Linked DNA regions of Homo sapiens: region 1 is linked to region 2. A link is an interaction called in ENCODE POLR2A ChIA-PET data of the cell type or tissue named here. Cell type or tissue: PC-9. All regions are shown on one strand. Links, peaks and the distances in the headings refer to the core of each region. The heading gives the core; the rest is flanking DNA.

What was found. Peaks named below come from ENCODE experiments on the same cell type or tissue, not always from the same donor. Only the 100,000 strongest peaks of a DNase experiment are listed, where the experiment ranks them.
Region 1: POLR2A ChIA-PET joins it to region 2 with 10 read pairs; 3 of 35 experiments call an interaction of 5 or more read pairs at or near these places.

Annotation. Positions count from the first base shown.
Region 1 is chr15:70,181,567-70,184,477 of GRCh38, forward strand. No RefSeq gene overlaps it. Among named protein-coding and RNA genes, the nearest start is that of TLE3, 85 kb to the left of the region's middle. RefSeq lists an enhancer at 1-191. In PC-9, for the core only: no CTCF peak of the experiment used is centred there; no DNase peak of the experiment used is centred there.
Region 2 is chr15:70,244,575-70,247,485 of GRCh38, forward strand. No RefSeq gene overlaps it. Among named protein-coding and RNA genes, the nearest start is that of TLE3, 150 kb to the left of the region's middle. RefSeq lists an enhancer at 1,376-1,425. In PC-9, for the core only: no CTCF peak of the experiment used is centred there; a DNase peak (open chromatin) is centred at 1,587; H3K27ac peaks cover 1,308 bases.

The DNA of each region.
Region 1 (2,911 bases), core at 192-2,691, 63 kb before region 2:
ATCTCCCGCAGGCCCCCTGCAGATATTGATGGCTTTTTTGTGCTGTCTCTGGAACCTGCTCTCTTCTTTCTGGCCTCTATATCTTGGCTTGCTCTGTTCTCTGCTGAAATATCCTTTGTCTGCCATTCCTGCCTTTTGAGACTGTGCCCATCCTTTAATTTCAATAGCTTACCTCTTTTCTTCAGTCCTTCCCTTGTCCCAACTCCTTCCCCTCGTCCACTTGCTCTGGGCCTTCATAACCCCTTATCTGGGCCTCTCCAGCAGCACTTGTGGCTGCCTACCTTTATCCTTAGGAAATAAGTGCTTGATTTATCCTCTTCGTAACACCCTACAAATCACTCTGTCAAAGAAGATCTCTTGATTTTCAAAGCCACCCTGGGACATAGGGAGTTGGGTGGTATTATTAGCTCTATTTTGCAGATGAGGTTGAGAGAAGCCAAGTAATTAGCCCAAGGCCACACAGCTGGAACTGGTTGATCAGGCTTTGACTTTGGGTCTTCTAGGTGGAAATTCTGCATTCTGCTCTCCCTCTTGTCTCCTCCCTGCTCTACTGGCAGCCCTCGAGGGCAGAGGCGGAAATACCTTCAATCAATATTTGTTGGATGAGTGGATGGGATGAGTTGGAATGGACTGGAATCTTCTTTGAGTTGTTCCCAGAATAGGCTCTTATAGAAAAGCTTGGCCTTTGGTTGACAAAATGCCTTAAATCCTTCATGTTGCCTCAGAGAACAGTTACCCATCTTCCCCTCTAGAACCCAGAAATTGCAGACTCTAAAATCCCTGTCTGGGGTCAGACCACCCTTTCTCAAGCTTTGCTTCATGATGAACCAACATCCTTGAGCCATCCCCTTCCCCTGCCAGCAAGGCTGAGAAACTCCATGGTCATCTTATCCCTCCAGGTGGCCCCCAATCATCTTCCCATCGTCCCAGAACCATCAGCAAAATCCTAGGAAATGTGGTTACTTCCAGTGAGCAAGGGATACCCATGACTTGTGACTTATAGAAATAAAGGGTCTTGGGGAGAGTGAATCGAAACAAGGGAGAGAAAGGGGTGGGTGGGTGGATGGTGCTTCTTGCAGGGATTGGCCTTTGTCTGCAATGTCTGGGCAGAGGGGGACCCTGTTCGTGGTCCTTGAAAAGGGAGTTCAGTGTGAGGGGACCTGACCTATAGTCAAGAGATCTGGGCACACTTTATCTCTCTGAGCCTTGATCTACCTGTGTACCCTGACTTCCTCAAAGGGCAATTTTAAGAGCCAGATGAGATAATGATTATGCAGGTAGTTTATAAATCACAAAGCCCCATACTATATCAAAACCAAATTCTTATTATACAGACAGGGAAGCCGATTCCCATAGAAGTGACCCAAGACGCACAGTTGATCAGCATCCCAGCATTCACTGGGATATGCCTTACCATCCCCAGGCTCCCAGCTTCTCTGTGCTGACAAGGGATGGAGCCCTGGAGTCTGGGGCTAAAGCTCCAGATCTGGCGCCACCTCTGGTACCAGCCTACCGTGTAATCTCGGGCCAGTTACTTCATGTCTCTGGACTTCAGCTTCTTCGTTTTTTTCTTTTCAAAGAGCCCTCTTTCCTTATTTTCCTGATTGTCCTCCCTGCCAGCTACCTCATTCATAACATCTTTAGCCACCATCTTTCTCTATGACCTCAAATCCATATCTCCAGCCCCGTTTTTATTCTTTGCCCCAGAACCTACTGTATGCCTATGAAACACTCAACAGGTACCAAATGGAACCCAGGTCTTTCCCCACAAACCTGAACCTCTTCCTGTATTTCTTGTCTTAATGAATAATATCATTTCATGTGACTCAACCACATGACAGATGATGAGGAAACTGAGGTCCAGAGAGGCTAAGAGGCTTGCCCAATTTACACAGCAATCGGTTGACAGAGATATTAATAGAACTAGAGCTCAAATTTCCTGACTCAGGGCCAGATGTGCCATTCTACTCTCTTCCATTTGACTGGGGAGTGACTTGAAAATATTTTCATTAGTCTCTCAATGACAGGTTTGTGTTAGTCAGGATAGGTTGGGCTATGGTGCAGGAATAATAAGCCCTGGCATCTCAGTGGCTTAGCACTATAATGATGATTATGTTTTTCTTTCTTTCTTTCTTTCTTCCTTCCTTCCTTCCTTCCTTCCTTCCTTCCTTCCTTCCTTCCTTCCTTCCTTCCTTCCTCTTTCTTTCTTTCTTTCTTTCTTTCTTTCTTTCTTTCTTTCTTTCTTTCTTTCTTTCTTTCTGTCTCTCTCTCTCTCTCTTTCTTTCTTTCATAGAGTCTCTCTCTGTCACCAGGCTGCAATGCAGTGGCATAATCTTGGCTCACTGCAGCCTCTGCCTCCCGGGTTCAAGCGATTCTCCTACCTCAGCCTCTCAAGGAGCTGGGATTACAGGTGCCCGCCACCACACCCGGCTAATCTTTGTATTTTAGTAGAGACGGGGGCATCACCATGTTGGCCAGGCTGGTCTCAAACTCCTGACCTCAAGTTATCCACCTGACTTGGCCTCCCAAAGTGCTGGAATTATAGGGGTGAGCCACCACGATCGGCCTATAATGATGATTTCTCATTCATGGATGGTCCAATGTGGGTTGGGTAGCTGTATTAGGGAACACCAGGTAAACAGAATCAATAGGATCTGTCTATTATATATAGTATAAACGCGTGTGTGGCACACACACACATATAAATAGGATCTATAAAGAGATTTATTATCAGGTACTGGCTCACATGATTATGGAGGCTGAGCAGTCCCTTGATCTGTTGTCTACAAGCTGGAGACCCAGGAAAGCTGTGGTGTAGTTCAATGGCCTGAGAGCCAGAGAGCTGATAGTATAGATTCCGGTCTGCATTTGAAAGCCTGAGAACTAGGAGTGTCAAGGGCAGGAGATCAGT
Region 2 (2,911 bases), core at 125-2,624:
TACTCTCCAGCTCAGAATAGACCCAGTCCTCCACTGTTACAGCCTAGAGATTCCACCCCCTTTGGGTTGGTCACTCTGGGCCACTCCTGCAGAGAATGAGAGAAATTAGCTGAGAAATAAAATCGCAATTCGTATTGCAAAGAAGGGATTAATTTCTTTATTGTATAAAGATCTCCTACCCAGCAACAAGAACAAACCAATAACTCAATTTAAAAAATGGGCAAAATATAGGAAGACCGTTTCAAAAGAATATATAAGTGGCTCTTAAATAGATGAAAAGTTACTCAGCCTTACTCATAAAAGAAATGCAAATTAAAACTTCAATAAAAGACCCTCTTTTAGGCCGAGTGTGGTGGCTCACGCCTGTAACCCCAGCACTTTGGGAGGCCAAGGCAGGCAGATCTCTATTAAAAATACAAAAATTAGCTGCGTGCAGTGGCATGTGCCTGTAGTCCCAGCTACTCCAGACACTGAGGCAGGAGAATCATGTGAGCCTGGGAGGCAAAGATTGCAGTGAGCTGAGGTCGTGCCATTGCACTCCAGCCGGGGCAATGGGAGAGAAACCCTGTCTCAAAAAAAAAAAAAAAAGACCCTTTTTGAACCATTATATCAAAAAGATCAAAAGTATGGCACACTCTGCTGCTGAGGGTGCAAGGACAGGTGCCAGAGTGTGGGGCTGGCAGGAAGAGGAATCAGCGTGTCTGGGAGAGCCACTGGGAGCCCCTGCCAAACCACACCTGCTCTTCCCTCTGACCGGCACAGCCAACCCTAGGATTTCATCATGCGGATACACAGGGGACGTGTGTGCTCCTCATTCACTGTGGCATTATTTATCAAAGCAAAAGATTGTCAATCTCCAAATGTTAATCAATAGGGGACTGATTAAATAAACAATGATGTCCGTACAATGGGACTCTACACAACTGTTAAGCAGAACCAACATACAGATGACATTAGCTACGTCACATGGAATGGAGGACCTCCCAACTGTGCCTCTTCAACCCACAGAATTATACGAAATACATATTAGTATTGATTTAAACCACTGAAGAAAGGAGAATGGACCCTGTATGTTTCTATAAGGAGAGGGTTCCAAGGTATATTGACATGCTACCATTTGTGTAAAAAGAGGAAAAGAATGAACACACACATGTTTGCATTTGGGTTTCTAAATGCATATACAAACATATATGGCTTTAAAGAAACTGGTAGGAGTGGAGGCCTCCAAGGAGGAGACTTGGGGGCAGAGGAACTTGATAGTGAAGAACAGGGGAGGGGAGGAGGCTTGATTTTCACTTTTTTTTTTTTTTTGCAATATGCCTGTATTTCCTATTCTAAAGATATACATACTTACACTAATTAATGAATCAAATGATCTCTTGGCAGAGATACTGAGAGTAAGACAGAGACATACCAGGGTGTGAACCCCAGGCTGCAGCCCTCTCTTTGTGTTGTCATGGGGTCAAGGGACATGCCCTTGAGCTGAGGGTCAAGGCCTGGGAAAGTTCCCACCCAGCCCCAGGGCCCAGCCCTCACAGGGTGGTGACTCATGGGCACCCGGGAAGTTTCGGTTCCTGTGGTTTTTGCTCTGTTCCAGTGGCCTCCTCTGCTGGGACACATCACTCTCCTGGCTGCTGGGATTCTAGCAGCCCACTGGGCCTGCTGCGTCCCTATCTCTGGGTATCTTTAGATGCTGTCTCTGGCCTGTCCTAGGAGGGACTCAGACCTTTAGAATGCCAAAGCAGAGGGTCCCCAGCCCTCTCAAGTGCTATCCTCAATGTCTGGCCCATCACAACCCTGCAGCCCCTGCCACGAACACTGACCTCAAGGGGTCACAGCTGCGGTGGCTTTGCTCAGAGCAGCCCCTGCCAATCTTAAAGTGGATGCTAGAAGGGAAGGCCAAGTGAGAATCCTGGGCGAGCCATTTCCTGTCTTTCTGTGGGTGTTGGAGCAGGACGGCGGGCGGCGTGGCCGGCTTGGGGGTGGAATCCTTGCCCTTCTCCGCCTCCTTTGCCAGGTGCAGGATGGATGCTGAGAGTCTATTTTGCAGATGAGGCAACTGAGCCCATTGCGTTCTGCCTGTTAGGTGTGGTGCAGGTGCCTGGGCAGATGTGTACTCCCGAGCCAGCTCCTCAGCCGCATGACCTTAGGTGAGTCACATCGCTACTCTGGGCCTCAGTTTTCTCATCTGCAAAGTGGGAACAATAATATTTTGTTTTTGACTTGCTGGCCACAAAGGCCCTGGATGAAAGGTAACTTCATGTGGTTGACTGCTCTGAGCTCCCTCCTCCTGAACCTCTAATGTGCCCGCTTCCTAGGGAATGCAAGCTTCCAGAGGGCCAAGCTTTTGCCCAAGTAGTTGCAGCAGGGGCCTGGAGCAGTCAGACCTACTGGGGAAGCAGGTGAGGGGGTTAGTTCCTGGGCACCAGGGTGACATTGCTCAGGGATCATAAAATTCACGTCCTCACCCACGTCCTTCCTCTTTATTTTGACTCAGAGCCAATCCTTGCTTGCTCTTCACTGAGACCAGCCTTCATCTGCAGAGGTCTCTGGGAGGGAGAAAGGTGCTAAGGAGCTAGGCTTCCCTCTGGGAGGCCCATCTGAATAAAAATAACCAACTTGCCTCACCATCAGGTCTCGTTCAAGTACCTTCTGGGTGCTTTACAGAGGTTAGCTGATTTTCTCTTCTCAGCCAAATGATGGGGAGAAATGCCCCATTTCATAGATCAGGAAGCTGAGGCACAGAGAGGTTTATAGCTTGACGTCACCCAGCTAGAAAAGAAGGAGCTGGCATTTGAAATCAGGCAGCCTGGCTCAGAGTGGAGAGGAGACAGAGGTGAAGTCAGCCAGGAGGTGGAGACACCAAGAAGAGCAGGGGAAGGCCCTGGGCAGGGAGGTGAGGAAGCCCCAG